Linked DNA regions of Homo sapiens: region 1 is linked to region 2. The links are chromatin contacts, found by Hi-C or POLR2A ChIA-PET in ENCODE. All regions are on one chromosome and are shown on one strand. Each heading gives the region's core, a stretch centred on a gene start or an enhancer-like site at or near the end of the contact. The rest is flanking DNA. Distances are from core to core; before and after follow the strand shown. Region 1 overlaps SYNDIG1 (synapse differentiation inducing 1). Region 2 holds the start of LINC02967 (long intergenic non-protein coding RNA 2967).

What was found. Hi-C counts contacts between places; a loop is a spot of excess contacts on that map. ChIA-PET counts read pairs that join two places held with the same protein, here RNA polymerase II (POLR2A). Pooled maps may share reads with other maps.
Region 1: a map of dorsolateral prefrontal cortex shows a loop between it and region 2 (2.5-fold over the local background). The contact joins the enhancer-like site here to the promoter of LINC02967 in region 2. A Hi-C loop is called at or near these places in 1 of 168 maps with a recorded cell type or tissue (dorsolateral prefrontal cortex), 4 of 37 single-sample maps with no recorded cell type and 3 of 50 pooled maps. POLR2A ChIA-PET finds 5 or more read pairs at or near these places in 1 of 52 experiments (HCT116).

Annotation. Positions count from the first base shown.
Region 1 is chr20:24,632,485-24,637,008 of GRCh38, reverse strand. All of the region lies in intron 3 of SYNDIG1 (synapse differentiation inducing 1), which reads right to left. Among named protein-coding and RNA genes, the nearest start is that of SYNDIG1, 170 kb to the right of the region's middle. RefSeq lists enhancers at 1,637-2,475, 1,357-2,556, 2,640-3,292. Within about 2 kb of position 2,073, at least 5 of the 41 ENCODE cell types and tissues checked have a DNase peak (open chromatin) inside an H3K27ac peak, as active enhancers do; they include HCT116 and dorsolateral prefrontal cortex, where a contact is called at or near this core.
Region 2 is chr20:24,915,936-24,920,471 of GRCh38, reverse strand. It overlaps LINC02967 (long intergenic non-protein coding RNA 2967), which reads right to left and starts at 1,908. Exons shown (of 3, transcript XR_001754563.2): 1 at 478-1,908. RefSeq lists enhancers at 1,338-1,971, 2,238-2,307 and a silencer at 2,028-2,087.

The DNA of each region.
Region 1 (4,524 bases), core at 824-3,323, 280 kb after region 2:
AGGGGAAAATTCTCAGGAGCCTCTTGGATGGTATGCAAGGCCTCAATTGCAACTTGTGATTTCCTACTGCGCCCCAGGCAGAACCTAGGTCTGTTGACATGATCAATATAGATTTTATCTTATAATAATGATATAGCAGTTAAAAAGAAATTATTTAGGCAGATAGCGAGGGTAAGAGAGTCCTTGGTAAGATTTTCCTTTTAATGAAAAGCAGCCCCCAAATCACTTCTTTTCTAACAAAGAGCAGCCTGTAAAATTGAGCTGCAGACATAGATAAGCTGGAAGCTTGCATGGGTGAATGCCAGCAGCTGTGCCAATAGGAAAAGGCTACATGGTGGCCAGGCAGGTTCAACATGGCACTCCATCATCTCCTTTCCTTGTCAACCACGTGCACAGTAAGGAGCAGACAACATGGCACTGGCCAGGTAGAGACCCCATCTGCATAGTAAAACATTAGGGAGAGGTGGCCAGCTTCTTTGTGTGCTATGTAAATGGCACACCTGGTCCAACCAATCTTTGGGCCCTATGTAAATCAGACACTGCCTCCTCAAGCCAGTCTATAAAACCCCATGTACTTTGCCATGGACTAGAAGACCCACTCAGGTGCCCCTCTCTCTCTGCAGGAGAGAGAGCTGTTCTCTTTTCTCTTTCTTTTGCCTATTAAACCTCCACTCTTAAATACACTTCTTGTATGTCCATTTCCTCTATTCCCTTGGCACGAGACAATGAACCTTGGGTATTTACCCCAAACAATGACGCAGCTTCAATAATAGATGAAAATCACTTCCAACTTATGCATGATGAAAAGAAGTTAAGCTTTCTCATGAAAATTGAAGTACCCTATTTGCAGCCCAGTCTCATATACCGGCAAATATGGATATAAACTTTCACCAAAAACTACATTTGATTGGAACATTGTTCATAGAGCCCCCCCAAAGTCCAGACAACAGTGAACAAGCAGTGTTGGAAAGACAGCTGGGTCAACGACAGTCATTGTTATGCAGGTATTTCATGAATGCTAAAGACAATAACTACAAAATTTCCAGAATATTGGAAAGTATTGTCAGTGAAAACATTGAGATACAGAAAGTGTGTTTACTCTCATGAGAATAAACTGGTGAGAGGGTCCCCACAGTGGTAGATGGCATGGTGACCGGGTGCTAGATGTGTGTGCATATGCAAATGGCTGAGTGTGGAGGAAACTGGAAGGGCAGTCGAGGTGGTTAACATAGGTTAACTGTGTGGCCGTGAGATCCACCCTCAACACAGAAGGGGAGAAAAGGGTGCTCTGAAAAACAAGAGGCATGTGTGAATAACTGCACTGTTACAAAACTACGTGTTTTGTGATGTGAATGTAATTGTAAAAAAAGCTTATAAAAAGGTACTCCTTTAGTCGGCCTCCTCATCAAGAAAAGTCTCCAGTTTAGAAACTTAAGTATTTAATAAGAAAGATGAGAACTGGAGGCAAGACCCAACCAGCACAGAGACCCTTGGTGTCCGCTGGGATAAGGTGCAATGTCCCTGAATCTGCAGTGAGCTTTTATCATAGCAATAGGTTCTCTTCTTTAGAATCACGGGCGGGAAATTATGCAAGATGACCAGGAATGAAGAGCGCGTTCGGAAAGGCAGAAAGTTATAAAATCTGTGAATGATAAGAGGAAGCTGCTTTGGTCAGAGGTTCTGTGAAGCATGAGGAGATAGGTGTAGAAATAAAAAGTTAGCAGTGGATTTTGTGACAGGACGATGGGGCTCTTCACTGCATGGTTTCTCCTCCTCTGCACACCCAATTCTTCGTGTGTTCATGAGTCACCACCGTGAAGCCAGCACCTGGGCCCACGGCCCAGCAGGAGACAAGTGAGGTCTTCACTGCCTTTCCTTCCCAAGTCTTGGAGGCTTCCCGCTGGCAGGGTGAGGAGTGGGCAGAAGCCCGTGCTGTCCCCAGCTGCGCCCCCTCAGAACAGGCAAGGAAAGCTGCTGAGTCACACTGCCAGGCTGCTCCTGGGGCTGCCGTGTGGGAGCTGCAGGATCCGATGATGCCTGGGAGACACTAGTGCAGGCTCTGTCTTCTGCTGAGTCACTGTGAGACACCGCACAACCAATGCTCAGCAGCTGTAAAGAACTGGACTGTAGTGCCCTGGAAGCTTCCCTCCAGCAACCACTGAAGATACTCCAGGACTCCTTTCTACAGCAAGAGGCACCACTGACAGCCAAGTCTGGCAGGAGGACATGTTTGCAGTAAAGCTCATGAACAGCAGACTAAAAACTGTGTCAGAAAAATAAGGTCTACAAATTAATAAAATGTGAACACCCAATACAAAATGGTAAATGTAGAACTAGAAATTTATACGGGAAATAAAAGCAGGAAAAAAAATAACACACATAAAGATGTTCAGCTTTATAGTAACCAATGAAACACAAACTGAAACTGACAATATCTTTTATTTTATCTATCAGATTGTTGAAAATGGAACACTGAGCTCAGGTGGGAAAGACAGGCATTCACATTTTGTTAATAGGAATGAAAACTGGTACGGACTTCTGGAGGAGAAGTTACAGTATGTAGCTAAATTTACATGTGAATAACCTTTGACTTGGTGGAATTTCACTTGTGGATATCCTATATTTGCAAAAGGAGAAGTTGAAAACAATTGATATGTCCATTTTTAGGGAAAACATTACTGTAATGAAATTATTGCAATTCATACATCAAAATGCTACAAAATCATTAAAAATGTCAATGCTGGTGTTTATATGCAGATACCAGAAGTATTTACATTATGTGAAAAAGCAAGCTGCATTGCACTTTGATGGTCTTCTACGTGTAAATCAAAACTGCCCACACACACATTGATAAAGGCACAGAAAGACGGGGTCCCCCTGGAGGAGGGGCTTTGAGAAAGGGGCATGGAGGAGAGGTTCAGTTTTCATGCTTTCTTTCTCCATTCTCTTCCTCCTCCTTCTGTTTTCCAAGTTGAGTACACTATATTTGAAAAGACAATGAATAAACAAATCCAGACATGTGTCTATGTGCTCTGCTGATAACGAAGGGAACCCCAGGCAGAGTTTGGCGGATGCAGGTGACCTGGGAGGGCAGGAGTGAAAAGGTGAGAGCGGCTGGTGCGGGTGTCACGTGCTGTGCCCACACCCCAACAACCCTGAACCACGGCCTCCCCTAGGTGCTGGGGCTCCTAACCAAGAGCCTGGTCCATTAGGACAGGCTGACTTCAGCATGTGTTACCTCAGGAGTCTCCACAGCAACCTCAGAGGGCATTCACACCCAGACTGCCAGCCCCGTCCCCAGAGCTTCCGAGTCAGCAGGTCTTGGGAGCTGACGAGACTTCACGATCCTAAAACGTTCCCAGATGACCCTGATGCTGCTGGTCCAGGGAACCAGCCCTTGCGAACTGGAAAAAAGGATGGAGGAATTGAATGCTGCCATTTCTTCCAGGGTGATCAACTAGAATCAAAAGGGGACCAACTTAGAGGGTTTCAACAAGGTTCTTTGGAACATTCCCCCCCGTGAACGTTACCAGTTAATATTGATCCATGTTTATTTCTGAGCCTCCCCTACACCTGCTCCCGTGCTGGGTGCTGGGACTCTGCCAGGCACGGATAAACCAGGAGGGGCACAGCAGGGGCATCACGCACTCCACTGTGGGCCTTCGGGCTGGGTGGTGTCAGGGAGGAAGGCACGTGCCAGAGAGGTGGGCAGTGGTGGCTCTGCAGCCAGCGAGGGCTCAGATCCTACGTCTGTACTCAGGACAGTAACATGTGCCTGAATGATTGCGGCCAGGACATTCTGGGTCTGGAGGCACTCTGACCAGAGGGACAGTTTCCAGGCATGCTTCCTCACTAAGTGTTTAGCATGGCAGTAAGCTTGCTGCAGCAAGCCACGTCATGTTCAGATTCGACACGGTCTGCCCATCGCCTCTGATTTTCCTCGGGGGAGGAGGTCTAGAACAGAGCACAAAGAACCACTGGAAACTATGGGAAAGGTTATTCTGTGATATGAAAGCCTGTGGTAACTTTATTGACCAAAACGAAAAAAAAAAAAAAACAAACTTCACATAATCTATGGCAGTACCCTCCAGAGCCTTCATAAAATAAGTTCATTTCAAGTTCTGTTTCAGCTTCTCGCGAATTTATTCCAGAAGGGAGGAAAACAGCTTGTCATCCCTGTGTCTGGAAGCCCCGATGGCCTTCCCTTGTTTCCTTGTAAAGCCACAATTATTTACAGGTCTCTTTATCCCTCCAGCTGGCACTAAATACTTGAAGGGAAGCAAGGCTTCCTGCTGTTTCCCCGCTCACGACAGCAGGGCCACGTTATCATCTTGTTACCTGGACTCTTGACAAAGAACAAGAAAAGGGACCCCTATGGTCCTGGGACCAGGGGTCTTGAAAAACTCTCATTGAAATGAGGCAGCCTGCTTTTTTTCACTGGTGTTATTATTAAATTAGGTGTGAACTCTGGCCAGATGTGGTGGCTCATGCCTGTAATCCCAGCACTTTGGGAGGCCGAGGCAG
Region 2 (4,536 bases), core at 659-3,158:
TGCCATACCTTAGAAACAAGGGATCTGTCCAGGCTTCCTTCTGATGGCCAACCTACTTCTAATGTTGGCCAATCTATTTCACACAAAGTTCTAAGTTTCTCTGATGTCATAGTAACCCCATAGTGTCCATTAAATCCCTTCTTAAAATTTTTCAACATAGTTCCTAGTGGAGTGAGCTTACTTTGTGTCTGACCCATGTTTCCTCGAGACAAAACACCAAGCTCATACCACGCACACCACAGAACAAAGAACGGGTTAAAAGGGCACAAACACACTTTTTCAGTTTACACCAAACAGAATCAAAACCAAAATCAGAGCATCCAGAAATCCAAGCCAGGTCAAAACCAAAACCAAAGTATCAAGCAATTCAAGTCAAGTCAAAAACAAAAACCAAAATGCCAGTACAGGCACACCATGGGTGATCAGGCCACGCTTCCACTCAAATGGAGTGGGGCAAGTTCCAAAGACCAGTCTTACCAAGTTTCAGATGTCCAGACTTAAAGTGCCAGTTCCTTCCTGGTGTTCAGCCACTGCGTTGATCCTCCATGGGGGCCTGCCATACACTGCTCTGATGAGGCGTTCCACAGGGGCAAGTGCCTACCCGGGAACGCTCTCAGGATCCACGTCGCTCGAGCTGGCCGGAGTCCCCCGCAGGGATGCTCCACAGGGCAGGCCTAAGCTGCCTAAGGGGCTGACTCGACCATCCAGTAATCACCTCGCTTCCCGGTCAGGGAACCAAGAAATGTAGCAGGATGAGCCGCAGACAAAACTCCTCAGACCCGGATTAAAGAAGGAAGAGAAGGAAGAGGTTTTTATTCGGCTGGTAGCATCGGCAGACTCAAGTCTTAAGAGCTGAGCTCCCCGAAAAAGAAATTCCTAGCCCTTTTAAGGGCTTACAACTCTAAGGGGTCCACGTGAAAGGGTCATGATAGATCAAGTAAGTGTGAGGAACGTGACTAGGGGCTACATACATCAGCTAACAGAACAAAAAGTTTTGCAGTGCTTTCTCATACAATGTCTGGAATTTACAGATAACACCAGTAGTTTTGGTCAGGGGTTAATATTATTATTATTGTTTTAACCACCAGGGCCAGGTGGCGGCGCCAAGGTCGTCTAGCTATTTATCTTACTTCTGTTTCTTTCCAACTTTTTGCTTTCTCCCTTTTCTACTGTCTTATAAACTAGGGAAAAGGGGAGGTGGGGAAGCTGGGAAGGACAACAGGAGAAGTGGTGGTCTCATTCCATAAGAACACTTAAGATCCTATGTAGCAATGTTCAAGCAGGTGTACACTGTCACTAACTAGAGTCACCACGTTGTACAACAGATCTCTTGAACCAGCTGTGTCTTCATTGAATCCTATCATTTTACAGACAAGGAAACGGGCATGCAGAGAGCAAGAAGTTGCCAGAAGTTACGCAAGGCTGGGGATCAGGCCCCGGCAGCATGGTCCTGGCTCCTGGGTCCTCAAGGCTGTCCGCCTTGTGGGCAAGGACCACTCAGGCCCCTGCTGGGCCCAGGCCTGGGATTGAGTGACCCGTGAACTCTGCCTGCAGACGCCAACTTGCCAGTGGGGTGGGGGTGGCCTCTGGCTGTGGCCTGCGTGTGCCAGGAGACAGAAGGGCATCGCTGATCCAGGAGTGTGCACAAAGTGTGCAGGGCAGGAGTGAGGTGGTCTCAGGAGTCTCATGTGTGCATGAGAGAGACTTTTTCTGTGCAAAAACAATGTATGAAAGAAACACAAAACCTCCTGGGGCAGATTTCCAGAGAAAGAGAGGAGTCAGGGGGAGGTGGCGTTCACTACCTTTCTGTTCTGTTTGCACTCGACTTCTAAAAGTCAGTGGTGGTTTTCTTGCTGCTGGGCTGGAAGATCTTTTTCGGTCTGTGTTTCTCCATGAAGAATGCAATTCAATTTCTCCAGACTGTTGCGAGCCGAAGGAGAGCGTCGGCCACAGGGTGGCGCTGTGATCCCAGCCATGAGCACGGCCCGGCCTGAGCGCATTTTCCAGCTTTCCGTAGGCCCCGGCTGGCTTCCCTCTTCAGCTGTGAGACCTTGGCAGCGCCCCCGCCCCCCTCCCCTGTGCCGGGACCTGCCCCAGTCCCTAGCCTGCTCCGCAGCGGCGGTGGGGACCTCAGTCGCCCTGAGCCCTTTCCGGGAAAATGCAATTTGGGGCATGAGACAGGGCCTCTAAACCGCAAGGCCTTCTGCGATTTCAGTTATGAGTCCGTGGGGAAAATCCTGCAAATAAATCTCCCAGGCTTGGCAGGCCCCTCACCCACCCACCGGGCCTCTGGCGTGGAGAATCTCGGCGTTTGGGGGTTGGAGGGTTCCACTTAACTTAGCTGCACGGGTCACTGCAAAGCTTAGTCCTGGAGCCACCATCCCTTCCATCATTCTCAGACCTTCTGAGGCCAGGGATCGGGACCACGTGGTGGGGGCCTGTGGCCACCAGGTCTGGGATGCTAGCTGGGGGATCCGAGGGTGGGGCCTGGCATCATGGAAGGCTCTTCCTTCACATATCTGGAGTGGCGCTGGCTGCTGGCTGGATCTCGGTGGGCTGGGGTGGGAACGCCTCCACGTGGCCTGCCTGGTGGCCACCTGGGCTTCCTCACAGCCTGGTGGCCGGGCTCTGAGCATGAGAGTTCCCTGGAGCAGCAAGTGGAAGTCATCCTTTTTTATGACTTAGCCTCGAAAGTCACCTAGTATCACTTTTGCCAGAATTGCAGACCCGCTCAGATTCAAGAGATGGGAAACCAAGCAGACCCCACCTCTTGGTGGGACAGTGTCAGGTCCTATCACCAGAAAGCAGATGGGAGGGACGTACTGGTGTGGCACCTTTGGAACGTCATCTGCTCAAGTGTGTCCAGAGAGAATTAAAGTCTAAGCCTCCCAGGAGGGCTCTCGGTTCTTCGGAGAAATGCCATTTCCAGCCTCTCTAGCCCTCACCATTCCCCACTTGCTGGCCACTGGCAACTCTCACCCCTGATACTGACCCAGCCACAGAGCTGCTGCTCACCTGTGTCAGCTGCAGCTCCTCCATGCTGAAAAACAAAGCCAACCAAAACTGGAGAACCCAACTGGAATGGTTTTAAACAGTAAAGGGATTTCTGAAACTCCTACCTGGAGAATCTAGCAGTAAGTGAGCTTCATGAACCTGCGCAGGGGCCGCCTGCTTCCCGCAATGCTGGGCACAGCTGGGGCAGTGGAGACTGTGGTCCTGCAGTGCCCGGTGCAGGAGGGGCCGGCCCATTCCAGCTCATGCAGCGATTCTTCTTGGCCCACTTTGGTTCAGTTGCTTTAGAGGTGGGCAGGGATGGAAGGTGGCTCAGTCAGCGTCTTGTGAAAGACTTATGTTCTATCATTGTGGGAGAAAAGTATCTACCCCTCTCTCTGTCCCACTTTCCCTCCCATGGATATGTATGAAGCTGTGTGTAGCCCCTAAGCTGCTGACAGCCTTTTTGGTACACAGGGGCAGCCAGGCTCAGGAGAAGCTGGAAGGGGGAGAATTGTAGAGACTCAGTCATGACAAACCCCTAGATCGAGCCCACCCTGAAACTCACTTACCACTAGATTTTCCAGGTAGGAGTTCCCATAAATCCCCTTACTGTTTAAGATGATTCCAGTTGAGTTTTCCGGTTTTGCTTTCAGCATGGAGGGACTGTAACTGACACAGATGAGAAGCAGCTCTGTGGCTGGGTCAGTATCAGGGGTGCAAGTTGCCAGTGGCCAGATCATCAGGAACGGGGGAGGGTTGGAGAGCCTGGAAATGATATTTACTGGAAGAACTGAGAGCCTTTCCCAGGTGATGGAAGACAGGATTGAAGGTTAGAGCTGATGACAGGGGTTATGCATGGTCAGTTCTGAGCAGGCAAAGGTGGGGTTGGTCCTTGGAGGCAGATGAACCTGCCTTGCTGTGCCCAGCACTGTGGTGTTCACCCAGGGATGACTTTCAGGTCTTGTGTGGCTTCCCTGCTACCTACAGTGGCCAGTAGAAAGACTAAGTTTGAATTTCAGATAAACAACACAAAAATATTTAGCATAAATATGTCCTATATATTGCATAGGATGCGCTTATACTAAAAATCATTCATGATCTGAAATTCAAATTTAACTGAGCATCCTGTGTCTTTATCTGTGAAATCTGTCAGCCTACCTTTCGGTAGCCTGGAGAACTTTATAGAAGGTTGAAGTGGCTGGCTCTTTATGTGGGCTTCTGTCTTGTGGAGTTGGGGAGCTCACAGCTTGGAGCCCTGGGGGGCCAGCCTGACCACCATGGCCAGCCTGTGGGTTCGGGCTTGGTCACCAGCAAGGGAAGCACCTGGTATCGGCAGGACAGCACTCCTATTGCCCTTTGCGCCTTGGCCCCTCATGGCTTGCACGCACGAAGCGCTCTCAGGGGCCCTGATGTCACACTCAGCAGTGTGGGGTCTGCATTCTGGCCCTGGCCAGTGGGCTCATTGGAGAGTTTATCAGGGCTGGCTGCTGGCATTAAGCTCCTACTGGGGGTTTTGAAGGCTGCAGTGGTTTCTCCCTTGAA